Regions from separate parts of the Mus musculus genome. Here region 2 is linked to region 1. Evidence: chromatin loops called from intact Hi-C (ENCODE). Cell type or tissue: left cerebral cortex. All regions are shown on one strand. Links, peaks and the distances in the headings refer to the core of each region. The heading gives the core; the rest is flanking DNA. Region 1 overlaps Cped1 (cadherin-like and PC-esterase domain containing 1). Region 2 holds the start of Wnt16 (wingless-type MMTV integration site family, member 16).

What was found. Peaks named below come from ENCODE experiments on the same cell type or tissue, not always from the same donor. Only the 100,000 strongest peaks of a DNase experiment are listed, where the experiment ranks them.
Region 2: a loop joins it to region 1, with 2.7 times the contacts of the local background. A loop is called at or near these places in 9 of 42 quality-filtered maps.

What each region holds. Positions count from the first base shown.
Region 1 is chr6:22,112,247-22,128,175 of GRCm38, forward strand. Cped1 (cadherin-like and PC-esterase domain containing 1) reads left to right here. Exons shown (of 22, transcript NM_001081351.1): 7 at 7,216-7,358; 8 at 8,738-8,810; 9 at 10,011-10,178; 10 at 11,306-11,410. Among named protein-coding and RNA genes, the nearest start is that of Cped1, 130 kb to the left of the region's middle. In left cerebral cortex, for the core only: a CTCF peak has its summit at 9,925 (motif pointing right); a DNase peak (open chromatin) is centred at 9,952.
Region 2 is chr6:22,275,339-22,289,949 of GRCm38, forward strand. Wnt16 (wingless-type MMTV integration site family, member 16) reads left to right here and starts at 12,889. Exons shown (of 4, transcript NM_053116.4): 1 at 12,889-13,263; 2 at 13,443-13,690. The coding sequence starts at 13,169. In left cerebral cortex, for the core only: a CTCF peak has its summit at 13,521; DNase peaks (open chromatin) are centred at 12,800 and 13,569; H3K4me3 peaks cover 1,218 bases.

The DNA.
Region 1 (15,929 bases), core at 8,840-11,339:
GGTGGGGGGTCATATTGTTACCATAGTCAGAAAGCAGAGAGCAATGACCACTGGGGCTTAGTCTACTTTCTCGTTCTCTGGTGTGACAGTGAAAGTGGATCTTCTGACCTCTACTAACCTAATGTAGAAACCTCACAGACCAGCCAACTGGCACGAGTCTATGGTTATTCTAGAGCAGTGGTTCTCAAACTTCCTAATGCTGCAACCCTTTAATTCATTTCCTCGTGTTGTGATGACCCCAGTCATAGAATTATTTCATTGCTACTTCAGAACTATAATTCCGCTACTGTGGTGGATTGTAATATAACTATTCTTAGAGGTTGAGGTTTGTCAAAGGGGTCACTGCTCTAGAGCCTGTCAAGGTGACCATGAGTAATAACCTTTAACTCCATCCCTACAAGAAAATTTAAATATGGTATCTGTTAGAGAGAGTGAAGGGTGCTAACAACTGGGTAACGAATCCTTGACAACAGAAATCACTTTCCTTCCTTCCTTCCTTCCTTCCTTCCTTCCTTCCTTCCTCCCTCCCTCCCTCCCTCCCTCCCTCCCTTCCTTCTTTCCTTCCTTCCTTCCTTCCTTCCCCCCCCCCCCCCTCTCTCCCTTTATTTATTTCCCCTCCCTCCTCGCCTCCCAGGGCCTCCCTCTTCCCTTCCCTCCTCCCATCCACCCAACCTCCCCTTCTCCTCAGAAAAGGGGAGGCCTCCTGCAGATATCAACCAGCCTTAGCAGATCAAGTTGCAATAAGACTAGGGGCATCTTCTTCTGAGGCTGGACAAGACAGCCCAGTTAGGGGAAAGGGATCTAAAGGCAGACAACAGGGTCAGAGAGCCCCCACTCCTGCTTTAGGAGCCCCACTTGAAGACCCAGATACACAACTGTTACATATGAACAGAGGGCCCAAGTTTGTCCTATGCATGCTCTCTGGTTGACAGCTCAGTCTCCATGAGCCCTCTGGAACCAGGTTAGTTGACTCTGTAGGTTTTCTTGTGGTGTCCCTGATCTCTCTGGCTTACTCAATCCTTCCTCCCCCTCTTCCACAGGATTCTCCGAGCTCCACTTAATGTTTGGCTGTGAGTCTCTGCTTCAGTCGAAAGTACTTTCAATTATTTATTTTTAACTAAATCTCCTATGTCATGATAAACCACTATGTAATTTAAAAACAAAACAAAACAAAACAAAACAAATCCAAGGTCTCACAATGTAGCTCTAGCTGGACATTATGTCTTCCTTGTTATCTATATATCTATGTGATCAAGTTTCACACACATTTCCACCAAAATATTAGTAGTACTGATCCTAAATGTACACTGTTTTAATAAGAAGAAATGTTCTTTTAGGTGGACATGAGTTAATTCAATTAAAAAAACATATTAATCTGAAAGGTGTATTTTTAATGTGATTTTACTTTTTAGAACAGATGCCTGCATCAGAACCCTCTGGAATTTATGTTTGGGATTTTTGTTTTCACTTTTATTCCTATGGCTTAAAACCATATGATCACTGAAATTTCAAAATTTTCAATGTATAGGCATATTTTTAATTGAGAATTATAAAATAATCAAAACTATTTTGTATATGAAATATATCACCATAAATTTCTGAACTACTTGAATTACTTTAGATACATTTTCAGGATTCTGCAGAACAAACTGGTTGGATGAAAGTCAGAGATGCTTGATGAGCCTCAAAAAGACAAAATAATCATGTCCAGCAAGAGCAATGAACTTAAATTCCATCTGCATTAAAAAAATATGCCAAATACATCTTATTCCCACTTTCACTTAGACAGAGAGGCAGGAAGCTTGGGTCCTGCCTATTTAATTGAGTTGCGTGTGAGTTGAGTGTGAACCTTAAGTGGTTTTTTGTTTCATTTGTTTTTTTTTTTTTCCTTTTGAGTGTCAATGAATACCTGAAACCCTCATGCTTTAAACCTCATGTTACGTCATTTGTTTTCTCTTCTGGATTGTTCTTTCCACCATGCAAGCTTTCTGTGTACTATTTCACACCCTGGTCAAATAACAGCAAAGCCCAGGGTAAACCTGCGCACAGAAAGGGCCGAGTCCACGAGGACCTAATGTGGAAACAGCCGGTATTTTACTGTTTGCAGGAGCTAGTCAACAGAGCAAGGGGAGAATGAATGAGGTTCCGTTTTATCTTGTTTCATTTTGAAAAGTCCTGACTATTAAACTCAAGCAACATTCTTTTGGACCTTGGTGACAGAAACTACCTGTTGTCAAGACAGGATAGAAAATGGCCAAGAGGCTTGAATTTCTCTTCAACTATGTTAATTTGCACAGTAACATAATGTATGCTATATTAACCCTTTTATGTGTCCAGTTCGATAACATGAACAATATGTATACTATTGCACATCTCCAGACCTCTGGGCACTACTGAAATCCTATACTACCCATTACTAACAACTTCCCATTCTCTCTCCCCCTCAGCCCCTGCTAGGACTTTGGTGTCCCTGCACAGTTGACTTCTCTAGACACCCCATACCGAGAGGATCTGTGGTTTCTGAGATGGTTTCTCCCTTAGATAATGTTATCAAGGTTCATCCACACTGTAGCATGCTACAGAATTATTTCCCATTTAATGTTAGGTAATACCTGTGTCTCCATAGAGTATTTATTTATATCCTTTCATTTATCCAAATCTACTTGGTTGCTTCCATTTTTGAGCTACTGAAGCTATTGGTACTATGAGCATGTGTGTGCAATTATTTCTCTGTGATCTGACCTCATGTCTTCTGATAGACAATGCTGGGCCAATGATAAATCTATTCTTTTTTTTTTTTTTTTTTTTTTTTTTGCTTTTGAGAAATCACTTCTTTATATTCTCTATGGAGTTTGTGGATCATATCATAATTTCTTTATGTATCTATAACTATGGGTGTTTTTGAAGATAATTATCAGATAATAATCATCCTAACTGGTATGAGGGCTTACCTTGCTGTAGTGTTAATGTGTATTTCCCCAGTAATTGGCAGTATTGTTTACTTTTTTACATAGTTAATGTAAATACTAATACTTAAATTTCTAGTACTCTTCAATCAGAGAGGACAAAATGTCTTTCTTTCTTTCATTCACCATAACACCAAAAGAAGCCATGGGGAACTTGATTTATTACGTACAATACTATGGCACACAAGCCCAGATCAAAATATATTAGTATTCTGGTGAAGGTTCCTAGTTAGTCAAGGACTTTTCTTAAAGAAAAACTAATATTGGTTAATCTTCCATCTCTTTTCTCTAGCTCTAGGATTAAATTTTCTTATCTTAAAAACTCTTTCAAATAGCCATAAACTTCTGTTTTTCAAAATCTTTATTAAAAGTCACTGTGAAGAAAATGCATATCGTTTCATTCTAGTAAGGCACACACAAGAAACAAATGCCATGTAGATAATGTATCTGCAGTACAGGACTAAGCCCAGCGTCTTAGGTTCTGCCAACGAGCTATATCCCTAGCCTAATACATTGTTTTAAAACTACACTATCTGGAAGCTGTTGTAAACAATTCCTCTAATGCTTCTATAAAGCCATATTTAGGATTCTTCCTTCAATAACCTTACTAAACCCTGATTCTGCCTCAGATACTGGGATGTCAAAAGTAAAAGAGGTAACACCCAGCCTAAAATATCTCAGTCTAGAGAGAAGAAGAGACAAAAAGATCAACAGGTCTGAATCAGAATAACTAGCATGCATTAATCAATAGCCAATCAATACGTTGAGAATAATTTGTCCATTCTCTCTCATGAGGGAATAGAAATATTGGGATGGTGATGAGGTACTCAAATCGGGTGAAGAGTCAGGACACTTTCAAAGTATTTTAAGATCTCAAATGCACAGTAAAAGCTTACCTCTAAATACTTTGGCACATTCTCAGTTTCTCCCTTCCACCTTCAATTCATAATTGTGGTTCACTTATTCGTGTCTCCATTGCTTGAATGAATTAACGTTGTAAATGCTAACACATCTTACTGATTTTTTTTTATACCTACAAATGAGCAATGCTGTTTAAGCTGCCCATCTTTACAACTGCGATCTCGCAAGGTCATTTTCTATCCATTTACTTAGCACTAAATTTGGGTGGTGGTGTTGCACAGACAGGAAAATGAGTAGTCTGTAAGACAGAGTAACATCGTGAGTAGCTTTACTCATTCTGCGGTTGTCCTTGCCTGTTTTGATTGGAGTTTTCAGAGAAATCCTACTGTGTACCCTAGATTGGCTGTAAAACGTTGCGGTAAAATCTCCAACCCAAATAAGCCCGTGTAAAAAAAAAACACAACTCAATTAATATGAATACAGGCCATGTGCCTAGATCGGGGAGATCTACCACACACTACTATATTCCCCAGCTATGGGATTCCTTATAACTTGTGGTTCCTCCAGGCCAAGTGTTTCTGCTCCATTTTCCTTCCACTTCCTCCTCTGTTGCCCTTTCTCCCCCAACACCTCCCTGCCCCTGTCCTCCTTCTCCCCCAAAACCTTTCAGCTCCACCTTCCCTTCCACTTCCCAATCACTGGCTCTAGCCTTTATTTTACAAGTTAAAATGGGCAGAAGGTTCACAAGAAGCCACCTGATTCACTCCTCATCCCAGGCAGCCCCTTGTGGGGAAGCAGAATTAGCATCAAAATACAGGGCTATCCACAACCGTAAATGAACTATGCAAGTCAAGTGGTCTTCAATATCTTCTGCCTACTTTTTGCCACATGAGTTGTTGAGTTTTTGTTCAAGGCCCCAATTTCCTTGAGAAGTTACACTGTCTTATTTATTTAACTTAGAGATGTTGACTGGGGGTAGGATGTAGCAGTGTCATGAGGAACTTACTGAAGATGCACTGTTGCAACTCCTAGCACTCAAAAAAGGGGGGAGAGCATTATCCATCATTCTAAAAGGACAGAAGTGCTTGCTTAGTATTTAGGGTGTGTCTCCATGTTTCAAATGAGCAGCAAGGTAATGTTAGGTTGCTCCTTCTTGGATTTGTAGGGGAAAGATGACATCTCCCGAGTGAGATGTGTTTCAGGTACTGATATCAAATTGCCTCTGATTGGATGCATTCTGCGAGGTCATCAAGGATGTGTTATTGTGCATCTGAGTGCATGAAGATGCACAGATCCCAGGTAATATGACAAAGGAAATATCATTAGCTTAGTCGTTCACAGTGAAAACAGAAACAGGAATGAGTTGCTCATTTAGTCTAAGTGATTCATGGGGAATAATAAATGTATTATTCTCTCTCTGGGAGACTTGCTGCAGATCTCTCTCTCTCTCTCTCTCTCTCTCTCTCTCTCTCTCTCTCTCTCTCTCTCACACACACACACACACACACACACACACTAGATACCAGATGGCGCTCCTTTTATTTATGACATGTGATGTTTGTTGACATTGTGCTGAGTAAGTTAAATAAGTATGAAGAACAGGAACTGCTATTAATCCCATGGAGTGTCCATGTGGCACAGAGCCAGAGTTGAGGTGCAACCACAGTGCTGGAAATGTGTCCCCAGGTCACAGAATGCAGGCTTCCTACAAGATGGAAATCTTACCAAAGTGCTAATGGATTAACTGAGTAGACTCTCTGTCCACTGCTGGCTATTCTGGTTATTGATGGAGAGACAATCACCTTCACACCACGGGAGTAAATACAATCCCAAGATACTAATTTGCTGGTCTCCCATATGGAGGCCGTAATTTGACACTTAGTCTTGCACACCACATTTGCTATGCAGAACTTTTCAACATTGATATATCATTAACCTTAAACTGAGTGACACTCAGGTGACATTTATGTGGAAAGGAATGCACAAATATCATTAGCAACCCCTTCTATATACTATGGTGAATGTAGTGAAATTTATATTGCTTATATTTAGAAGCATGCAATGTTATTCTAATTTGACTCACGGATGTTAACGATTTTACTGTTAGCATTAATTTGTTTTCTTTTAATTATACAATTACTACATTCATTTTCCTAAGTAAAACAGAAAAATACCTCAGTTGCCAGATGCCATTGATATGTTCTTAGGGTCTTAACGTCTGGTCTCATTAGATTTCTGGTTTTGGCTTGTAAAAGTTTATGATTTTGTTGTTTATGTTGGGGAATTTCCCTGGCACGTTTTAAAGATATGGCTACTATTTTCCATTGATTATTTCTGCCAACCTTTGTCCTTCATGATCATCACGACGGATGTTTTCCGTGTGTGAGCCTCTGCAGCTCTGACAGGTTTAGCCTCTTCTTCCAAAAGCATTCATCAAATACCTGCTGCATGTTTTCTCAAAAAATATTTTTTGTTCTTTATCTTTGAAAGCCCATGTTTATCTAGAGAAAGTCTGTGACTCAGTAAGACTTGGTTTATATTTTTGAAAAATATTGACATGAAATGTAATGCTAAGCATCTTCAAAAGGTAGTTTTGTCTGACGACTCATAATATTTAAGGAAATAAGGATTGCTGTTTGTGAGGCTAACTGTATTGTCGACAAGAAGACATAGACACTTGAGTTTCTCCTCCTCCTTAATCCTACCTTATCTTGTCCATCACAGGAAATCTTAGATTAAAACATTATCCCAGTCCTGTGATTCTCCCAGGTTGTTCTCTGGCTGTTCCAGGTTGCCCCCAGGGAAAAAAAATGAGATAAAGGGAAACAACTTTGAAAGATATTTTTATTCTGATATAGTCAGAAAATTGGTCATTAAAAACCAAATAATTTTATCGTTTATACTGGTTTTCCAATATTTTTTCCCCGTGTTGGGCACACAGCTTTCTTGTGAGTGGGTATTAGCCTCATTGTAAAGGGAGGAAACACAAATTTGAGGAGAGAGTCAGAAGTCCACTCTCCTGACTGATAGAGCCACATGTCAAGCCACAGAGCTCAGATTGCGACCCTGATACTACTTTAGGTGCACTCTCCTTCCAATGATCCCATACTCTAAGAAAAATGGAAAGAGAATGCCAAGCTGAGTTGTAAGGTATTTGAACCTTTCTCTTTTTCTTTGTGACTTAAATGAAAAATGTTTAAATCTTAGATTCTCACATTTTTCTATTTAAAGGGTTTTTTCTTGTTTTTTGTTTTGTTTTGTTTTGTTCATTCGTTTGTTTTGACATGGAGACCCTAAAGGACCCTAAGGATCACTTCCTATCACTGACCTTGGAAACAATAGGCAGATAGAAATTTATTTTGCCATGTCTGTTTTTTTTTTCCCCCAGCTGCAGATGTTTTTTGAGACATTCCTGAGGACCAGTTCGCCTCTGCAAGCACTGGACAGCATGAAGGAAGCCATTAGCAAGCTCCTGTTGGTAGCTGAGGTGTTTAGTGACGCATCTACTCTGGGACCAAAGACCTTCAATAGGTGAGCAAGAGACAGACAAAGACAGAGTCAGAGACAGAGTCAGAGACAGAGACAGAGACAGAGACAGAGTCAGAGACAGAGACAGAGACAGAGTCAGAGACAGAGACAGAGACAGAGTCAGAGTCAGAGACAGAGACAGAGACAGAGTCAGAGACAGAGACAGACAGAGACAGAGACAGAGACAGAGACAGAGTCAGAGACAGAGACAGAGACAGAGACAGAGTCAGAGTCAGAGACAGAGACAGAGACAGAGACAGAGTCAGAGACAGAGACAGACAGAGACAGAGACAGAGACAGAGACAGAGTCAGAGACAGAGACAGAGACAGAGTCAGAGTCAGAGACAGAGACAGAGACAGAGTCAGAGACAGAGACAGAGACAGAGACAGAGTCAGAGTCAGAGACAGAGACAGAGACAGACAGAGACAGAGACAGAGACAGAGACAGAGACAGAGACAGGCAGGGATTGAGGGAAGGAGGGAAGAAGGGAGGAAGACTCTAAAATTTATTAGTGTAAAGCTTAATTATGGAAAGTAAATAGTACTTGGAAAAGTGTATGTCACCACATTATAATATGATCTTTTAAACATACATGGCCTCATTTACAGATTCTAAGACTTCAGAGTTTGGTACATGCCATTTTTGTATCCAAATAGTGAGAAGAAATAAAATTCAGGGTTTTTCATACTATCACCATCATAGTCATCATAGTCATAATCATTTCTTTTTCAGCAATCTTACTTTGCGACATACACTAGCCTCGGACTTATGATTCTCCTGTCTCCACTTCCTAAGTGCTGGGTCTACAAGCTTGTGCTTGGATCCTAAAATTAATTTGGAATTGTAGACAACTTTAAAGTATTTTCAGCAAATATACTAAGTATTGACTGCATATAACTTTGCCTAGATGTAATGCATTTTGTTCTCAAATGTCCTAATGATTTCAGATGCTGAGAAAGAAACAAAAGCTTTTGATGGGAAAATGGGGTCACCTCTGTTCTCGGACCTCAGCTTCTTTGACTCTAGCTTATTTGCTTTATTCTAAGGAAATGTTAACTCTAGTTGTCCAAAAAGAGAGAGGTGCTCATTCCCACACTTTCTGCACATGTCTGTGTTAAAAATAACCATATCAGGGTTCTCATGGAATAACATCATTAGCTAATGTAGTATATCATGCAAAATGGAGGCCTATTTGCATTTTCTTTACTGAACAAAGGAGATTCAACCCCACAATCAGTTTCATGTAATTCCCTATTATGCATGCTACTGACCTTTTAACTTATTGAAATTTAATAGTATCAATTATTAACAATGCTACAATAGCAGAGTAAGAGTAGCTAAGAGACTCTGATGTCCCGTTACTTTGTTCTTTCCCTTCTAGATGTATACAGTGTTTTCAGCTTTTAACCTTTGATGTTGGTTATGGAGATTCAGGATATCCTGTGGTGCTCCAGGTGAGTGAGCAGGATGAAGGGTGTGTATTGGGGGGTGAGAGTGTGTTTTCATTCACAGCTACCAGTTGGTTAATAATAACTAGCATTGCAGTCAGTACAGGCTGATGCACCCATGGCTCCTAACAAGTGGGGAATCTGTGAACTCTAATAACCATGGCAGACACACCAGGACAAACACCGAGTTTCCTGTAGTTCCCCAAATTCCCCAAATTCATGAACAAAGATGGTATTAAGTCAAATACGTGTTCACGGAGAAAAGCAAGACATATCGGTAATAGCAAACAGGTGACTCAGGGACTTTCGTGGTGTTGTGAAAAGATAACTCTGTCCTTGGTCTCCATTTTAAGTAAGAAATCTGTGGGGACTAGACAGACTGCTCACTGGCAGAATTCTTGCCTGGAATGTACTAAGTTGTAGGTTTTATCCTAGCAATACAAATAAACAAATTAGTTTTAAATTTTAATTTAAAGGCATAGAAAGTCCTGTGTATTTTAAAAATGTTTTTCTGGTATATGTACCTATAAATGTGAGGGTTTTTCTTTTTAGTTTTCTTTGAGTTATAACTCTTTTAGATTGCAGCATATTTTTTTTCAGATCTCAGCATATTTTTCTTCTAAGCAGCCTTCAGTGGTAAAGATTTTAAAAATTGAATCCATTAACTTATTTTTTAAAAGCTGTCTATTGAGCTATAAAGTGGGAAGGTAAGGGAAAGAAAATAATCTAATGGGTAACCAGAGTTCAACTCTACTAATATTTACTTTTTTCCCAAACTATAATATTTGCAGTTTTAAGATTCTTCTATAAAATTTTCAATCTTACAGAATCTTTAAGTGGCCATTCACTTTTCAAATGTAATCGTAGACATCAACCTTTTAAAAACGTGTGTTTGGGGAAGGATGTCATGTCTTATCTTCCGTGGAGAAATATAGTAAGCTATAAAGCGTTTCAAGATAAATGAACGCACTGTTGAAACAACTTTTGGTATAGCATTGGAAATGTAAATGAGCTAAATACCTAATAAAAAATGGAAAAAAAAAAAAAAAAAGATTGGCATCTTCCTTCATCAGAAGCGGTCCTCACGTTTACAAAACTGTTAGCTTCCAGAAGACCACTAGATGGCAGCTCTGGTCTACAATCCAACCTGGAATAAGCCAGGCCTTAAGGGCTCCTTTCACTGTACTGGCTTCTCTTCCTTCAAAGGTACATGAACATTTACATTTTCACGATGATGAGAATTTCAGCGCGGAGGACCAAAATGCGGAAAATATTATTTTAAGGGATACTTTCGACTTCCTCTTCTCCAATGCGTCTTCACTGTCCATGGTTTCTGAGATGTTGCAGAGGCGTGACTCAGCAGGTGCATTCGTGGTAAGCTCACACTTGCACACTGACAAGCGGTTTTGCAGTCACCGGTTATTTTTATTGTGCGATTTAATTCTTTACTTGAAATTAATTTGTAATTATTACCTATTATTGTGAGCTTCTGGATTTTTTTTTTTCTGGTCTAAGGGGCAACATTGTTTTATATTGACTCAGTGGGCCTGTGAAAGGTTATGAAAGAAAGTGATGTAAAAAAGCTCACAGTTGTTGAGGAATATTCATGGATACTTTGAAACAATGGTAGATGTTTATACACTTTAGGATACTTCACAGAGGCTCTTAGAACTCTTTAAAGGCAATCTAGGATGCCAGGGTACTCCAGGATGACTCCAGGGGAACTGATCTAAAACATTAATTTGCTTAAATATTCATGACTGTTAGCACTGCAAGCTAGATGCTGACAGCCAGGGTGGAGTGTTTCAGAGGAGTGCTGATTTTTTTTTTTTTTAATGGTAGGCTAGCACAATGGTTATACACTAAAATCTCTGTACAGGTTATCATAGTATATTCCTCCATTGTTTTTTTTTTTTTTTTTTTTTTTGAACCCCATACTTGGAGAATTTGGAAGACGAGAATGTAAAAATTCTCACAAAGGTACTGATAGTGTCTGTCATACACACCTCTTCCCACAGCATCACTCCATCTCAGGGTCACACTAGGAGGCAAATACTTGTGTGGAAACCTGGGCTGGTAGGTGCAAGTCTATGAAACCCTTCACCGGCAGTGATCCACACTGGGGCTACCTGCACAGATGCTCTGAGATATTTTCACCTCTAGAGCACTCAGAAGGCCCAAGGGGGAAACTTGCATTCCTAAACTGTGGTCCCACACATCCTGTCTCCTGCACTCACAGCCCCCACCCCCTTACTACCAAGGTACTGTTGGCTTAGCTCAGACAGTTGGTCTTATCAAGTATGTTTTTTTTTTAAATCTTTGGATAGTGTTGTGACAACATATCATTTCTGTGAATTCTATAACTTTAATAAGTTTAGCTGTTACAGAGTGTTACAGAGTTTGATCTATTTATTAAGAAGGAGTGAGGAAAGATGGTTGACTGGTTCCAAGTCACTTAATGCTTTTTTTTTTTTTTTTTTTTTTTTTTTTACCCTTTCTAGGACGGAAACTATGAAAAGGAATTAAATCAGTGCCTGTCATTCGAGGAAATTCACTCAATTAGGACTTTTGTAAAGGAACTTGGGAGTTTGGGACAATTCCAACTGGTAAAACAAAAGTGACATTTCTTTCCACTTGGTGACTGACATTATGATATTAATAGATTAGCCATAAACTGCCCGATTTTCCCCCTTCAAACCACACACAGATATTTCTTTACAACGCTTTTGTAAGCTGTTTCCGTCCTTTGGGGAAGATGTCGATGCTTTGCTTTAAGAGTTTGCTAATAATATGGACTTTACCAGAAGTAAAGGGTATGACATCACAGTAGCTGCCAGGGTGTCACAGGTCTCTGGGGAAGATGTTGCTATATTTCCAAGGTCTTTCATTCTTAGCTTTGGGGCATGTACAAGCAACCAGTTTGTTACTTTTTAATTACTCTTTTGAGGAAAAATAAGCATAATTAATATAATAAGACTTTTTAAAACAGCCTAATCTTAATTGGTAGTAGCAATATCACAGGAGTTCAATAATAGAATATATGCTAGTAGCATCCTCATAGCAGCTCTTGCAGGTTTCAATCCTTAGAAGGACAATGCTTTGCTCACCCTGGAATTTTTGGGATGTTCATCAATTTATTGGTCAATATCAAAGCTTCGGTAATAACTACACATGACTGTCCGTGTCTAATGCGTTTTCTTTCATTTCTGCCACTAATGTAGACTACAGAAAATAATTTATATTTTACTTGATATGTCTTTGTATAAATCTATGTTCAAATAGTATTTCAAATTAATTGTTAAGGTACTAATGTGATGCGAGGTTCAAAGATTCCTTGTAGCTCTTTCAGCCTGTATACATAGGTTACTTATGTGAGTTGTAACCAGAAGACCAAGCTAACCAACAAAAGACTGACATATTTTGTACAACTCAGCCCCATAGTATAGAGGACTGAGAGTAAACCTTGTGAACCTAAGACAGTGTTACCAATATACTGATTATCTTAATTGGTTTACATGTATTAAATAACAGTCTAGCTCAATGGCTTAGGTACCCACTCACCTGTAGGAACTTATCACTCGTGATACTGTAATGCAATCGGCCTCTGCTGAAACAGGAGAAGCAAAGGAACAAGGGAAACTCTCAGTTTCTTGACTCAGAGTAGAGGCAAGATAGCCAGTTTCCTCTTTTTGTGGGATCCGTAGTTCTCAGCCTGGCATACTTCGCTTGTAGCACAAAAGGACTTCTCTATTTCCCCCACTGCCTGACTTCCTCTATTACCACGCCGTTTTCAGGGTTTGATTGCTGGAAAGGAGAGATCCATTTATAGTCACTGAAAAAGAAGGGGGGAAAAAGTGACTCCATTGGGAAATATGATCATCAACTGCTTTTATAATGCATTTAAAAGCAACCTTTAAAAGCCTCGAAAAAGTACCAAAATTTAAATTATAACGGTGACCAATAGATCCAATAGATTCTCTCTCTCTCTCTCTCTCTCTCTCTCTCTCTCTCTCTCTGTGTGTGTGTGTGTGTGTGTGTGTGTGCGTGCGCGCGCGCGCGCGCGTGCACGTGTGTGCACATGTGTGTATACAAGCGTATACCAGTAAGAATGGCGATCAGGATCTTGGTCCGGGACCCGCCGAACTTAGGAAATTAGTCTGAACAGGTGAGAGGGTGCGCCAGAGAACCTGACAGCCTCTGGAACAGGCAGAAGCGCGGAGGGGCTGAGGCAGCACCCTGCGTGGGCCGGGGACAGCCGGCCACCTTCCGGACCGGAGGACAGGTGCCCGCCCGGCTGGGGAGGCGACCTAAGCCACAGCAGCAGCGGTCGCCATCTTGGTCCGGGACCCGCCGAACTTAGGAAATTAGTCTGAACAGGTGAGAGGGTGCGCCAGAGAACCTGACAGCTTCTGGAACAGGCGGAAGCACAGAGGCGCTGGGGCAGCACCCTGCGTGGGCCGGGGACAGCCGGCCACCTTCCGGACCAGAGGACAGGTGCCCACCCGGCTGGGGAGGCGGCCTAAGCCACAGCAGCAGCGGTCGCCATCTTGGTCCGGGACCCGCCGAACTTAGGAAATTAGTCTGAACAGGTGAGAGGGTGCGCCAGAGAACCTGACAGCTTCTGGAACAGGCAGAAGCACAGAGGCGCTGAGGCAGCACCCTGTGTGGGCCGGGGACAGCCGGCCACCTTCCGGACCAGAGGACAGGTGCCCGCCCGGCTGGGGAGGCGACCTAAGCCACAGCAGCAGCGGTCGCCATCTTGGTCCCGGGACTCCAAGGAACTTAGGAATTTAGTCTGCTTAGGTGAGAGTCTGTACTACCTGGGAACTGCCAAAGCAACACAGTGTCTGAGAAAGGTCCTGTTTTGGGCCTTCTTCTTCGGCCAGGAGGAGGTCCAAATACAAGATATCTGCGCACCTTCCCTGTAAGAGAGCTTGCCAGCAGAGAGTGCTCTGAGCACTGAAACTCAGAGGAGAGAATCTGTCTCCCAGGTCTGCTGATAGACGGTAACAGAATCATCAGAAGAACAATCTCTAAACAGAGTCAACTATAACTACTAACTCCAGAGATTACCAGATGGCGAAAGGTAAACGGAGGAATCTTACTAACAGGAACCAAGTCCACTCACCATCACCAGAACCCAGCACACCCACTTCGCCCAGTCCAGGGAACCCCAACACACCTGAGAACCTAGACCTAGATTTAAAAGCATATCTCATGATGATGGTAGAGGACATCAAGAAGGACTTTAATAAATCACTTAAAGAAATACAGGAGAACACTGCTAAAGAGTTACAAGTCCTTAAAGAAAAACAGGAAAACACAATCAAACAGGTAGAAGTCCTTACAGAAAAAGAGGAAAAAACATACAAACAGGTGATGGAAATGAACAAAACCATACTAGACCTAAAAAGGGAAGTAGACACAATAAAGAAAACTCAAAGCGAGGCAACACTAGAGATAGAAACCCTAGGAAAGAAATCTGGAACCATAGATTTGAGCATCAGCAACAGAATACAAGAGATGGAAGAGAGAATCTCAGGTGCAGAAGATTCCATAGAGAACATCGGCACAACAATCAAAGAAAATGGAAAATGCAAAAAGATCCTAACTCAAAATATCCAGGAAATCCAGGACACAATAAGAAGACCAAACGTACGGATAATAGGAGTGGATGAGAATGAAGATTTTCAACTCAAAGGTCCAGCAAACATCTTCAACAAAATTATTGAAGAAAACTTCCCAAATCTAAAGAATGAGATGCATATGAACATACAAGAAGCCTACAGAACTCCAAATAGACTGGACCAGAAAAGAAATTCCTCCCGACACATAATAATCAGAACATCAAATGCATTAAATAAAGATAGAATACTAAAAGCAGTAAGGGAAAAAGGTCAAGTAACATATAAAGGCAAGCCTATCAGAATTACACCAGATTTTTCACCAGAGACTATGAAAGCAAGAAGAGCCTGGACAGATGTTATACAGACACTAAGAGAACACAAACTGCAGCCCAGGCTACTATACCCAGCCAAACTCTCAATTATCATAGAGGGAGAAACCAAAGTATTCCACGACAAAACCAAATTCACGCATTATCTCTCCACGAATCCAGCCCTTCAAAGGATAATAACAGAAAAAAACCAATACAAGAACGGGAACAACGCCCTAGAAAAAACAAGAAGGTAATCCCTCAACAAACCTAAAAGAAGACAGCTACAAGAACAGAATGCCACCTTTAACAACTAAAATAACAGGAAGCAACAATTGCTTTTCCTTAATATCTCTTAACATCAATGGTCTCAACTCGCCAATAAAAAGACATAGACTAACAAACTGGCTACACAAACAAGACCCAACATTTTGCTGCTTACAGGAAACTCATCTCAGAGAAAAAGATAGACACTACCTCAGAATGAAAGGCTGGAAAACAATTTTCCAAGCAAATGGTATGAAGAAACAAGCAGGAGTAGCCATCCTAATATCTGATAAGATTGACTTCCAACCCAAAGTCATCAAAAAAGACAAGGAGGGACACTTCATTCTCATCAAAGGTAAAATCCTCCAAGAGGAACTCTCAATTCTGAATATCTATGCTCCAAATACAAGAGCAGCCACATTCACTAAAGAAACTTTAGTAAAGCTCAAAGCACACATTGCGCCTCACACAATAATAGTGGGAGACTTCAACACACCACTCTCACCAATGGACAGATCATGGAAACAGAAACTAAACAGGGACACACTGAAACTAACAGAAGTGATGAAACAAATGGATCTGACAGATATCTACAGAACATTTTTCCCTAAAACAAAAGGATATACCTTCTTCTCAGCACCTCATGGTACCTTCTCCAAAATTGACCACATAATAGGTCACAAATCAGGCCTCAACAGATTCAAAAATATTGAAATTGTCCCATGTATCCTATCAGATCACCATGCACTAAGGCTGATCTTCAATAACAAAATAAATAACAGAAAGCCAACATTCACATGGAAACTGAACAACACTCTTCTCAATGATACCTTGGTCAAGGAAGGAATAAAGAAAGAAATTAAAGACTTTTTAGAGTTTAATGAAAATGAAGCCACAACGTACCCAAACCTTTGGGACACAAT
Region 2 (14,611 bases), core at 12,112-14,611, 170 kb after region 1:
AGGAGCCAAAGACATTAAAAAAAAAAAAAATAGAAGAAGGTATATAGATCCAGAGGCATGGTAAGATGGCTCAGTGGTTAGGAGCACTGACTACTCTTCCGGAGGTCCTGAGTTCAAATCCCAGCAACCACATGATGGCTCAAAACCATTTGTAACAAGAACTAATTCCCTTGTCTAAACACAGCTACAATGTATTTACATATAATAAATAAAATAAATCTTTTTTTAAAAAAAGAAAAGAAAAGGAGTCAAAGACATGCAAAGAAAGAAAGAAAGAGGGGGCTGGTGAGATGGCTCAGTGGGTAAGAGCACCCGACTGCTCTTCCAAAGGTCCGGAGTTCAAATCCCAGCAACCGCATGGTGGCTCACAACCATCCGTAACGAGATCTGACGCCCTCTTCTGGTGTGTCTGAAGACAGCTACAGAGTACTTACATATAATAAATAAATAAATAAATAAATAAATAAATAAATAAATAAATAAATGAAAGAAAGAAGCCTATAGATCCAGAGGCGTACAAGTTAGCACACAGGAAAACCCTATAAAAACAACAACAAAAATTGCTTAAACAGCTTGACTTCTCCATGTTCAATGAATTATATAGGTGTTTTACGGCCTTACCATTAGTTTGTGGAGAGCCTTGGCAATAGCCTGCGTTGTTTGTGGGCTCCTATGGGACCCATTTGGACAAGAACTTGATTAAATGTAACTCATTCACAGTACTGGAAGCTTCATTTGGTGACAGATATCGAGGTGGGCCTCTGTCTCCAAGCTTTTCGGTGATTTCAGTTAGATCACCTAATTTTAGGAAGCTTTTATTCTGTTAGGTTTCCATGCTACCCCTCAAATTGTCCTTAGTTTCAGTTGTCCCTCCCTGTATTCTCTCCCTCATCCCTCATCTCTCCTCCTCCTATTCCAGTTCTCCACCCTCATGCATCAAGAATTATCTATTCTATCTCCCCTTCCTAAGGAAATTCATTTCTCCCCACTAGTCTATACTCTCTACCTGACTTCTGCGAGTTGTACCTTGATTATTAATGGCATAACTGCTAACATTTACATATAAGGGAGTACATACTATAGTTGGTAAATCTTTCCTGAGTTACCTCTCTCAGAATAATTTTTTTCTAGTTCCATTCATTACCTGTGAATTTCATGATTTGAGTTCTTAAATGGCTAAGTAATATTTTATTGTGTAAATGTAGCACAGTTTCTTTATCTGTTCATCTGTTGAAGGACATCTAGGTTGTTTCCAATTTCCGGATATTACAATAAGAGCAACAATGAACATAGGAGAGCAATTATCTCTGTAGTAGGATAGTGTCCTTTGGGTATTCGAGAAAGAGTGGTGTAGCTGGGTGTTAAGGTAGACTGACTCCCATCTTTGTGAGGAATTGTCACACTCATTCACATAGTGGCTGTACAAGTTTGCCACCAATGATGTATGAGAGTTCTTCTCACTCCACATCCTCACAAGCATGAGCCATCATTTGTTTTATCGATCTTGACCATTCTGATTGATTTAAGATAATCTCAAAATCGTTTGATTTGCATTTCCCTAATGGCTAACAACATCAAACATTTCTTTAAGTGCTTCTTAGTCATTTGAGTTTCCTCTTTTGAGAATTTTCTGTTTATCTCTGTAGCCCATTTTTAATTGGGTTATGTGTTTTCTTGATGTTCAGGTTCACTATATTTTGGTTATTAGGTCTCTTTCAGATGTGTAGTTGGTAAAAAAAAAAAAAAAAAATCTTTTCCCTGTCTGTAGTCTGATTCTTTTCTAAATGGTAAGTGTCCTTCACCATACAGAAGCTTTTCAGTTTCGTGAGGACTCATTTATTAATTGTTGTTCTTAGTGCCTGTGCTATCAGTATTCATTTCAGAACATCATCTCCTGTGCCAATGAGTTCAAGGCTAGCCGCCACTTTCTCTTCCGTCAAAATCAGTGTATCTGGTGTCATTGTGTTTGATGCATTTGGAGTTGAGCTTTGCGTAGGGTTGTAACTATCAAAGACATACTAATCAATGGAATAGAATTGAAGACCGGGAAATAAGTCCACATATCTGTTTTTTTTTTTTGTTTTTGTTTTTGTTTTTGTTTTTTATACAAAACTGGGAAGCACACACAGGGTGGGGGTGGGTGGAAAGAGAACCTCATTAGAACTTCAACAAACTTCAACTGTCCTCATCACAAAAGAAAAAAAGAAAGAAAGAAAAGAATCATTGGTGTTTGAGGTGATGCCTCGGTTAGTGAACATCATTCATCTAACACTGTGAGGCTGATCATAGCAATACTTCATATATAACTCATATATAAAATATATAATTAAAAATATTCATTTTGTAATAAAATCTGAAAGGAAAACTAGTCAAATGGAAGATGTAAGGTAGAAAAAAAACTATTAGTAACATGTGGATTAACATGAATAATTATAAAGATAATAAGATAAAGGCTTAGCAAGTATGGCATTGCATGCTTTTGATCCTAACACTTGGAAAGCAGAGATAGGTGAATCTCTGTGAGTTGTAAGCCAACTTGGACTATATAGCAAGATCTAGGCCATGCAGGACTATACCATGTTGTCTTCACAACAATAATATAAGGCTCAGTGTTAATGTAACTATAATCTTGAAATAGTCACACTAATGATTCAAAAGACTTTTAAAAGTATTGCGTTCAGCAATTGGTCTGAAAGTTGTAGAATATGTCTAAGATTTTTACAATTTCAAAAGTAGTAAGTAGGCCGAGAGAGGTGACTCAGTGCTGACACAAAGCACTTGCTATACGAGTGTTGCAACTGGATTTCAGACCTTAAGCACCCATGTAAATCCTGGGCTGGTGCAATAACAGGCCTACAGTCCCAGGCAGGGAAGAGACAGGATCACCACAGCAAGATGAATAAGTAGAATCAGAAATTTCAATATTCAAGCAAGAGACCCTACTTACATAAGGTATAAGGTATAACACACACATATGGTAGATATAAAAAAGTGGTCAAGAAAGACATCTGACATCAAGCTCTGACATACACTAATAATTAATAAACAACAACAACAATAATAATGTAACAAAGAAGAATACTAAAAGAATCAATTGAAGAAATAGAAGTTACTACTTCTGGGGAAAGAATTAGCAAGTGAGAACCTGGGAGATTCTCCTTTTGTACATGACTCGCTGGACCATCTGTGCCACTATCTAACTTTTTATAAGCCCTGTTGTTATCAGAATTGTTACAGGAAGATCTCTGTATTCAAGGTGTCCCTGGCTCCAGTCTATTATATGTCTTTGGTCAGATAGTATTGTTTAAACATTTAAAAAGTAGGCACACAAAAACCCCTCGGCTTGATGAAGTTACTAAGAACATCTAAACCCGAAGGAAAAGCAGTCCTGTGTGAGCCCAACCTTCCTACCCTCTTCTGCTTTCTCCAGCTGTGAAATATATTTATGACTGGAAAAATGCTTTTATTTGCTCATTTTTGAATTCCAAGGAGGACACACCTTAAAGAAAGCAATTGCCAAAAGTAACCTTCTATCACAATGTTACTGGCTGCCTTAAATCATCCTGAAAGCTGTGTCAGATCTCTTTGCATGTAGCCATCACACACATGTAGTATGTGCTTTATATGAAAGCTGCAAAATACATAACCTCTTAACAAGTAGTTGTGACTAGTAAATGAGTCAGAATACTGCTTTTAGTATTTTGATGTTCGTCTACATACTTCAATGGTATTTCTCAAATGTAACAGATTACAAGACAATTTTTCAAAAAACTATTGCTGTATGTATGTGAGTCTGCATGGGTGCACACATGTTTGTGGATATGTGTAGGTAGAGAGGACAACTTTGTGCAGTTGGCCCTTTTTTGGAGTCAGTTCTCCTCCTACCTGTCCGTGGGATTAAACTCAGGACCCCAGGCTTGCACAGCAAGCACCTTTACCCACTAAGCCCTCACAGGCTCTCTTTAATTATTATTTTTAAATTTTAATTTCATCCAGCTTTCCAACCTCCTATAAGTTAGCTTATTCCATATGTTTCAGGGCCACTTGCCTAAGATGGCAAGGTATGAAGAATGACGAGTTCATTTTAATGTTAAGAAAGAAGACTGAAAACAAAACAAGATAACATGTTCTACAGGTGATTGATCGTGTAATTTCCCTTTTCTCTGAATACAGTCCAGAACATGCGCACTGCAGCTGTGTTACCTTCAGCTTAGGTGACACTCTACAGTTTCTTTTGTTTGGTTGGTTAGTTGGTTTGGTTTGGTTTGGTTTGGTTTGGTTTGATTTGGTTTGGTTTTTGTTTTGTTTTTTTTCCGAGACAGAGATTCTTTGTGTAGTCCTGGCTTCCTGAAACTCACTCTGTAGACCAAGCTGGCCTTGAACTCACAGACATCAGTCTGCCTTTGCCCCATACGTGCTAGGATTAAAGGTATGAGCCACCTTTTCCCGGCCTGCCTCGCTATTTTGAGGACCTGCGATAAATTTTACGACACACTGCGGAACCAATTAGCATCTCTCTGCCTCTTTGAAATGTCTGGACTCTCCTTTCTTCCTTCTATGGTGAGAAATCTGACCTGATTTCTCATCTGAAGCATGGTTGGTGAGTCTCCAAAGGAAACTATTCCACCCTCCTTCTCCGTAGCCCTCTGTATCCTCAAAAGGAGCAAGCTCTCCACTTCCCGATGCCTCTTTCCAGTATCAGGTCTTGAATAAGTGCTTGGTCAGAGATTATATTATGCTTGTCCTTTAGCCTGAGGTTTGGTGTGAATGTTGGATCAGCTCTGTTTTATCTATTGGCCATGCTCTCTCCAGTTTCAGAGGATGAATTTTGCATGGTCTCACCCTACTAAGCAGCTTTTTTTTTCTCTCCATAACACTGATATTTACTCAGTTCAGTGCCCTGCATGCATGCTTTCTTCATCAGAACCCCTAGGGCTAGGGGAGTGGAGCATGACACGTTAGATTCCAGCACTGAACCCCACCCTGTGCTGCCAACAATTACTGTAAGATTAAGACACGCTGAGGGCCAAATCAGTTCCTGAAAGGGAACTCCTTCCACTAAAGCCTGCCCTAACTCAGTTAGCCTATAAGGCAAATATTGCTTCACTCCCCACAACAGCATTAAAAAAAAACTGAGTCCACCGTATTGGCCTGCTGCTGGTTTCACGAGCGAGCCCCGGGGGGTTCGGACAATGCGCTCTTGCTGAAATAGCAACTGCAATCTCTGATTCAGTCGGCTGGATTCCGATTCTGTTCTGGCATCTGGCCCAGGATATCAAAATTGTGGTTTTGCAGCCCGTTTTGGAGGCTGCTCCACTAAACCATGTGACAACCCCAAACAGTTGGTCTGGCACCAGAAGACTTCATCGGATTGTGAACTTGAGAGGCCTCGAGTTGCCTGTTTTTGTATTGATGCCTCCCTTCCCATAATCATTAACAGAAGGTGGGAGGCTGCAGTTGGAACATACCTCACACCTACTGAGCACTTGTGTTTTTTTGTCTCCGAGCCCTCATAAATCTCCTGGCTCTGTGCATTTGCCCACTCGAATCAGAGCTTTCTCCAGGGAAAACTCTGGTAAGAATTATTAGCATAGCTCAAAATGTTTTCCTGGTAGGTAAGCACATGACATGGCTGCAGACTTACCATAATGACTTAACAATCTCAGTTTACTTACTGATTTTAACACTAGAAGAAACAAAAGATGTGACATCTCTGGTTAAAGCCAGGTAGAAATCCCCTTGGAACTTGGGCAGGTCACAGCTAATTTCCTATTGAAAAGTGAAGGACCTGTACATCGTTGCCAATGCTGGTGACTCTGAAGTTATTGCTTCCTGCAGCTACCATTCTTATAAAAAGCCTCCTTGTCTGTTAAAAACCATACCACTCAGCCATTACTGAGTGATACTGTGTGTTTGGCCCTGTGGTAGACAATGGAAGATGCAAACACTTCCTCATAGTCTATGACTTAAAGACACATAATATAACTGATGACTGATATCTATCGGGGCACACTGGATCACTGTGAAAGGATAGCAAGTTTGGAGAAAAATGTTGTGCTAGAGATCTCCAGAGATGTCAACATTGGGCAGAAAGGAGTATAAAGATGGCCATCTCCTAAAGTGTTGTGACCTCAGAAAGGGATATAAAGATGGATGTCCCCTAAAGTGCTATGATCTAGAAACTGGTTGAGTGGGAAAGTGATTGAATGAGAAGGAAAAATTCTAATTTTAGTGGCAGAGTGTCCCAAGAAATTGAATATAAATATGGAAGCATATTTTTATGCCAAAGAAAAAAATTAATTCAGGATGAATACAGAGAATAGAGACGGGGTGATTTTAATCAGAAATAAGGGCTACTGATAAAACCCTGAATGAATCAGAGGGCTTCAAACTGACATTAAGAAAGATTTAAAAATAAGAATGGTTCCAGTCAAGAAGATAAAAGCATCAAGGTCAGGTTTCTAGGTGATTCGCCTCCTGTAAAGACTGGGGCCTGAGTAAACACCAAATGTCATTAGTCTATTGGCCAGGTTCAAGAAACTCTGTATTCATTTGCTTGCCAGAACCACATGAGGGTTTAGTATGGGAGGTGAAACACCGTGAGGAGGAGCCCTTCACACATGTGTGCAGCATCAGTGTTAGCTGGCTCTTGACCGGCAATTTGTTGACTAAATGACATTTATGCCATCACAGCATTAAGTGTAATTACACAGACTCCCAGTTGGACTAAGATGAATGTGGTCAAGACTAAATGAACTACCTCAAAATTTCTGCTTGTACTACTTTAATAAAATGCTTCTAGGCGAAGCAATTTGTTAGGTTTTTTTTTTCCTTTGTAAGGAATACTGTGTTCACTGGTATAAAGTTCAGAAAAAAAAATTTAAAGGAATACTTAGATACATGGTCTCTGTATATAGTTCAGTTTTGTGTCTTCTACTTACCTGGACTCTAGGTAAAAACGACCCTTCTTGTTTGCACAGTTTGCTGTTTCCTCCCCCATTCTAAAACCACTGCATGCTAGCTACACATACTCAGAGAAAAGAGTCACCCTTGAGGCCGATTTTAAGGTGAACTCTATTAACTCTAGGGCTGGAGAGATGGCTCTGTGGGTAAAAGTGCCGACTGTTCACAAACCATGAGGCACTGAGTTCGGATCCCAGTACCCATGTAAAAGCCAGGCATGGCTGTATGAGTTTGTAACCCCAGCACTGTGAGAGGTAGAGACAGGGTGATATATGGAGCTGGCTGGCTTCCAGCCCAGCTCCAAGTTCAGTGAGAAAGCAGGAAACCTGATGTCCTCCTCTGGCTTCCTCATTCATGTACCTGCCCATATGAGCACATGCCATAGACCACATTTAAACACATACATTCGCACTCACACACACAAAGACCCATATGGTATTTTAGGCAAGATGGAAGGAGATGCCCGCTTTCTATGAACAGCATGTGAGACTTTTTCAACCTTGAACTACAGGACAAGTCAATAAATACCTACCTTTTGTAGCTGTGGAAACTTAAAGAGAACACTCCCATCTCTTTCCAGACCCTGCTCTTTCTTCCAAGGTGACCACTGGTGTTTCCCCCTACCCTAAGGCTGCCATTCCTACAAGCTTTTCTGGCCACCAAAGGACAGCGGGATGCCCGGAACACAATTCTCCACCCCCTCCCGGGAGCCAGTGGCCACAAGCCCATGCTCTGTTCCACACTTGCAGAATCCAGGTGAACTTTAAAATAGAATGGATGGAAACCCAGTTATGTGAAAAGCCACGTCTGGTCTTCTGTTCTGTCGTGGGAGGGAAGGCCAGCTGGGTTGCTGTTGGTATCAGTTTCCGGTGCCTAAGTCTCTGTGATCTGCAGCAGAAATTCTTACAACAGGGCCCTTAGAAGTCTCGCCCTCTGATGGGCTGCCAGAGGCAGAGTCCAAGGCATATCTATGCAAGCAGACTTTTTTACTGAGTTCCCAGGGACTGGGAGAAAACTCCCAGAGGGAACAGGCTCTGCTGGCTTCTACATCTAGTAACCTACAACTGTCTCAGGTTAGAGGTGGGATTTATTGGCAACTGAATATTCTTCTGGTTCTCTTAGTAATCTGGACAGAGATGACCACACAGATGGGAGGGAAAATGCTGGGGGGGGGGGGGAGCAGAGGGAAGAAGCTCCTGGGCGAAAGCCCTTAAAAGCCTTGTGTTTTCTCCCAAACTTCTTTCTCAGAGGCACAGCTCAGAACACCCCCTTCTTGCGGAGGGAATAAGTTCAAAGCCATGCTCTTCTTATGGAGCCAAGAAATTACAGATAGTTCAGTCGCCTGTGAAAATCCGAAGACATATTAATAGATTGATCAAATTTGGGATAGTAAGCTCAGGGCACGAGGTGGGATTAATCTTAGTTCTCACGCCTTTCGGGGTGTGGTGGCTCATTCATGCTTTGCCCTCCAGCACTCAGGAGGCAGAGGCAGGCACATCTCTGTGTTTGAGGCCAGCCTGGTCTACAAAGTGAGGTCCAGGACAGCTGTGGTTACAGAGAGAAATCCTTCCTTAAAAACAAAACAAAACAAAACAAAACAAAACAAAACAAAACAAAAAAACCAACCAAATAAATATATTATTTCTCACTTCTGGAACAAGCAATAGTGTGGATCTTAAAATATTTTGGGACACAGGTATGGTTCCATGACAAAGCACTTGCCTAGCATTTATGAAAGCCTCAGTTTGAACCCTAGGAAGGCCCTCTTCAGCCAATGACCACTCACAGAGGTGGCACCCGCATCCGTGAGAGGCATAGTATACCGAGCATAAGGCCCATTGGTCAGGTGAGATTTTTGTCCCCACCCCCACCCCCGCTCCAAATTACAGAATTAAAAATATTAAATAACATTTGGCTAAAGAAACAAAGTAGTTGAAATCTGTATATGTATGGCTAGATTTAACGTATCTTTTCTGTTATTCCTCTAATCTTAATAGAAAGCATTAATGTCTATTAGCAAGAGTAGAGATGAGCCCCCTTGATTTAATAGACTAAAATAGCTCCTAAATGAGTTCTTGATTTCATCCTCCAGGATGATGAAGTACTTATAACATATTTAATTCTGACAATAAATTTTCATTTGATCTGATTAGAATGTGGTGAGTTACAATCTGACCATTTAAAAAAATATTTCCTATTCTAAAAATGTATTTCATTGAAATTCAGAAGGAAGCACGCTGTGAAGATATAAGATGCTCGTGCCCCACCATGTCTCAAGGAGACATGCGCCTGTCGAGCCTGCAGCTGTCCTACTGTTGGTAGGAGAGCCTCAGTAAGAGATTCACATATGACCGACACATAGCTTCTAAGCATTCTGAGATGACTCAGACTTAGAGTTCAGGTGTGTTATGTAGATCACTGCCTCTGCCAAGGGGCCATCCCGGGACAGCGTCCCAGGATAGTGCTCCTTCCACTGTTGTGTCCACTGCCCCACTCAAGTCCAATTCAGCAAGGACAGGAAAATGGAAGCCTGTCCCAGCAAACTGCCACCTGGCTCAGAGACATTGGCTTCTCACAGAGATCTTTGGGAGACCTTCCAGTTTTATAGGTTTTGTTCATTCCTGGAAACAAACAAAACAGTAGCTGCTGCGTGCTTTGTGTTAAAAATACAATTAAAAAATTTAGGCCCTAATATTTAACAATCTGAGATTTTTTTCGGAAGAAAAGCAAATGGTAGCTTTGAATGAGGATATACACCAACATGTGTAGTCAACGGGCTGGGCTGCCTAAAGTAAACTTGGCCACTGGCTTTGTGCTACTAGAAGAGATATCTCTAGCAAATTTCCTATCTCCCCAAATGTATTGCCTTATATACAAAATCTGTACACATTAACTATGGAGAGTAGCATTCTGTAATCATTGAAAGAGGAAGGAAGGAAGGAAGGAAGGAAGGAAGGAAGGAAGGAAGGAAGGAAGGAAGATAAGAAGGAAGGAAGGAAGATAAGAAGGAAGGAAGGAAGATAAGAAGGAAGGAAGGAAGATAAGAAGGAAGGAAGGAAGATAAGAAGGAAGGAAGGAAGGAAGGAAGGAAGGAAGGAAGGAAGGAAGGAAATGAGAGAGAGAGAGAGAGAGAGAGAGAGAGAGATGAGGCCTCTGAACTGACTCAGTGGTAAAAGGTGCTTGCTGTCAAACCTAATGACTTGAGTTTAATCCCCTCATGGTGGAAAGAGAGAACTGAACCCTGTTGATTATCATCCTCCAGCAGCCAAAGGTCTACCTGTGCAGGCATAAGTAGCGGACAGGAAAGAAAGAAAGAAAGAAAGAAAGAAAGAAAGAAAGAAAGAAAGAAAGAGAGAGAGAGAGAGAGAGAGAGAGAGAGAGAGAGAGAGAAAGGAAGGAAGAAAGAAAAGAAGAGAAGAGAAGAGAAGAGAAGAGAAGAGAAGAGAAGAGAAGAGAAGAGAAGAGAAGAGAAGAGAAAAGGGGCCGAAGAGATGGCTCAGTGGTTAAGAGCACTGACTGCTCTTCTGAAGGTTCTGAATTCAAATCCCAGCAGCCACATGGTGGCTCACAACCATCTGTCATGAGATCTGATGCCCTCTTCTGGTGTGTGTGAAGACAGCTACAGTGTACTTACATATAACAATAAATAAATCTTTTTTTAAAAAAAAAATGAAAAGAAGAAAGAGACAGAGTAAAAGGAAATCTGCGGGCATATAACAGGCTCTCACTTGTGAAAGTTCACAGAGCCTGGCACTCACCTGTCTGCTCACTGAATGTCAAGTGTACCCCTCCAGCTGGGTGAACTAATGGACACGTCTACTTTGTTATAAAAGCCCTAGACCACATGAAAGAGACACTATAGGACTGTCTTGGACCTGAAAATGTTGTGCTGGTGGGCTGATTCCCTAAATGGCATGTTCTGATGTCTCTCCCAAGGCTTTAGCAGAATGCCTGTGCAGCACTGGATCCCTAGAGGAAACATGAAGGCAGGATTCAGCAGGCTCGTCCATTTGGCCCACAACTCTGGATTATCCTCGCTGTGTGTTCACGGCACACTTTACTTCCCACACTGACTGTATCAGAATGTAATTGTGAGTTTACTTGTCTGTTTTGTCAAGTAAATTATGATCTCTACAGCTGTGTGGTTCAGTGCCAGTCTCACATTTTAACCCAAAGCAGTCTCAATATATATTTCTGAATTAAAAAAAAAAATCAAACACAGTTGGCCTTTAAAAATCAGCTTAAGCAATTGATGTTCTCCACACCCTCTACCCAAACCCAAGATTGCACCCTCTCCAGTTTCCCTTACAAGGAAGAAATGTCTCTATTTTCAGCCTTTAGGCCACTTAGGCATCTGTTCGGGATGTTCCTCATCATGTTAATCCACTCTGTGAGCTGCGCTTCAAAAGACTATCTGCTTCTCCGGGACCAATGGCCGTGGAACAGCTATGGGTGTACTCTGGTCCCTTCTTGGAGAGGCTTAGAGGATAAAGTGGGCTTGGATAAAGGCTCCGACTTTCAGAGAGGCCACTAGCTATTAGCCAAAATATTTCTGGATCAGTAACCATACCCTATCATCAACTTGACTTTCTAAAAATTACAGTGTGGTTTTAGGACCTGGTACGTAGTGTGCGCGCAGTGCTTGCTGGATAAAGGAGTGAATGGGACAGGATGGGTGTGTGAGTGAGCTTTGATTGACCTTAAGTGAGGCTGAGTATTAAAAGCAAGCAAAAGCTGTCCAAGCCTTTCAGCGCTGAGGCTAAGTGTGGTCACCCACCGAGATGATAGCACCTGGAGAGTTTACTAACATTCCAGATGTCCTCTTGGGAGCAGGTGAAAACCCTGTGCCTGTAAGTAGAGGAGGCGGGGCTCTCTGATACCACAACAAAGCATATTCCTGGCACCTTCAAAGGGTTCTTGAAGACAAAACTCTGACTGCTTCTCAGAACCCTTCCTGCTTCTAAAGTACATTTGGTGAAAGCCTAAGCTGCCAATTCCATTTACCTATAATCTCTGTTACTGATGATCAGAATTCATCTGGCCTTAGATTTGTCTGCCTGGCTGGGTTTTACACTGGTGGAAAGGGGTCTTATTTCCACAAACTTCCATAGGTCTGGGCATGCAGTTGGTGTGGGTGCAGGATTTCTGTTGTCGTTGTTTCCACTCGGTAGCCCTGTGGAAGGTATCCTTGGGTGGGGGGTGGGGTCAGTGTGGGTCAGAAGAGGGTAGGGACAGCGTTCATCTATTTGGAATGCTCTAGTCAGCTCTCACCCATTTGTCTGCCTGCCATTTTCCCCCTTAGAAAAGCCTGTGCTCCCAAAAGCTACAGAAATAAGACAAATGAGAAAAGCCATCACAGAACCTAAGTAAAATACGGGGAAATTTGATGGAAAGCTGGAAATAAATGTGTATACAATGACACGAAAAGAACCCTTCTCGCCTATCCTCTCCGCTTCCAAGGGTGGAAAGATCAGCTTTTTGTGGTATCAATTCTGACCTTATAAAGATAATTCACCAGTGAGAAATACAAGAAAGAAGAGCAGAGTGCTCCGCCCCCCTCCCTTCGGGCCCCCCCACACCTTTACCCTTTTTACTCAAAGGGTAAATCTAGATGTGGCTAGATTTTCTCTCAAGGATGCTAAGAAGTGCTCATCGTTTCTTTGCTCTCCGCTTGACTCAGTCTCGCAGTGACCTCCTCTAAGGACATTGTGAGAGGAGGAAAGGTCGTGACACTCCCAGGTCTAGTTAGACAGTCACGGAGGCTCAGCCCAGGAGCGCCCCCCGCAGAGCCCACTGTTAGCCAATGAGACACTGAAGTTTCCAGATGGTGAGGTACAGGGTTGCTGCTGAGCCAATCAGACTCCAGGCGCGGTCAGGGGGGGAGGAGATGCGAGGAGAAGCCTGGGGCGATGGAGACACAGAGACATCAGCAGAAGTTTCTCACCTTGGAAAGTGAGGGAAGCTCCCGCATCTCCAGCTCATCCTCACCTCTGCGCCAGAGGACCTTAGGCTACTTTCTCCGCCTTATCTTGCCTAGGGGACTGCTGATAGTCTCTGTCCTTGCTGCCCTGTTTAATGTTACCTTCCAGGGGAAAGAGAGCAAGGAACAACTGGGTGCTAAGAAACTGACCCCAGGCCCTGCGGGCCTCTGGAGAGAGGAGACAGAGGAGGAGTGGCTGGGGCTGGGGGTCTCCATGCGTGGGCCATGGACAGAGCGGCGCTCCTGGCCCTGCCCAGCTTGTGTGCGCTGTGGGCAGCCGTGCTGTCGCTGCTCCCCTGCGGAACCCAGGGCAACTGGATGTGAGTATGGGCTCTGTGGAGGCATATAGGGTGGCTGGTCAAAGGAATGACCCAACTAGTGGGCTTTCAACTTGAGGCTGGGAGAGAAGGGGTGGAGACCCTAGGAACGCTGACCTAATGCTTTTGGGGTGGGGGAGGGAAAGGGGAGAGGCTTACCTCAGGGGTGCCGCGTCTTACAGGTGGTTGGGCATCGCCTCTTTCGGGGTACCGGAGAAGCTGGGCTGCGCCGACTTGCCGCTGAACAGCCGCCAGAAGGAGCTGTGCAAGAGGAAACCGTACCTGCTGCCTAGCATCCGCGAGGGCGCCAGGCTGGGCATTCAGGAGTGCAGAAGCCAGTTCCGACACGAGAGGTGGAACTGTATGGTCGCCACTACCACTTCCACCCAGCTCGCCACAGCCCCCCTCTTTGGCTATGAGCTGAGTAGCGGTGAGTCACCAGGACCCTCGGGGATGGTAGGACATACAAGGCGACAGCTTTTCTGCGCGTTCCTTCGATAGAGTGTATAGCGCCTGCACAATTCGGTGCTGGCAAGGTCTTCAATATGGAACATTTGGTGCGAGGTGGGGGTGGGGGAAAACTGGGGCAACAAGGGCCAGCCCCCAGTGTGCAGGTGCGGCCCTGGGGAGGGACGTCCGAGATCTACAGAAGGACTCTTAGAAGGGCTGAAATTCTCCTTGCTTCCCCTGGCCCCTGCCAAAGTTTCAGAAAAACTGAGTTCCTATCCCGTCGACCCCAAGGACCCCATGGCGCCCCGCTCCGTGGGTGACCAGCTGGACAAACATGAGGTCTACAGCCGAGAATGATGCAGCCGCATCTGCTTTGATTTAAGCAGCTCTGTGGCGCCCAGAGCTGCGGACAAGTGGCAATTGAAGCACAGCCGCACGTTTTACTGACTCCTGGGAACACCAGGTTTAGTGCACGATGGTGATTTTTTTTTTAAGGGACTGTCACCTGAGCGCGACTTCTGTGTCCCCCACTTTTCTGTTTCTTCCATCTCTCCTTGACCGGGCGGGAGCTCTCTCTGCGGTACGGGGAAAGTGCGGTGGAAAAAGAAAAAGTTCTTCCTACAGACGTGGTGACTTAGCGGGGCTAGTGGTGCTAGGATGCTTCCTGAGATATTAGCAAAGTAGGAGTTTTAGGCCTGAGGCACTGAAAGATGCGCTGTCGTTTTTTTAAAGTTCATTTCCGTTCGTACTGCACTTTGACCCTTCTCCAGTCAGTTTCTGCACGCGCCTCCACAGAGCTGTGCGTCCCAGCTCTGAGTTTTGTCTGGCAAGTGATGCTGAAGGATCCCTGGCCTGGGGGTGGGGGTGGGGTAAGGGCTAAGAACCAGGAGGAGAAAGAAAA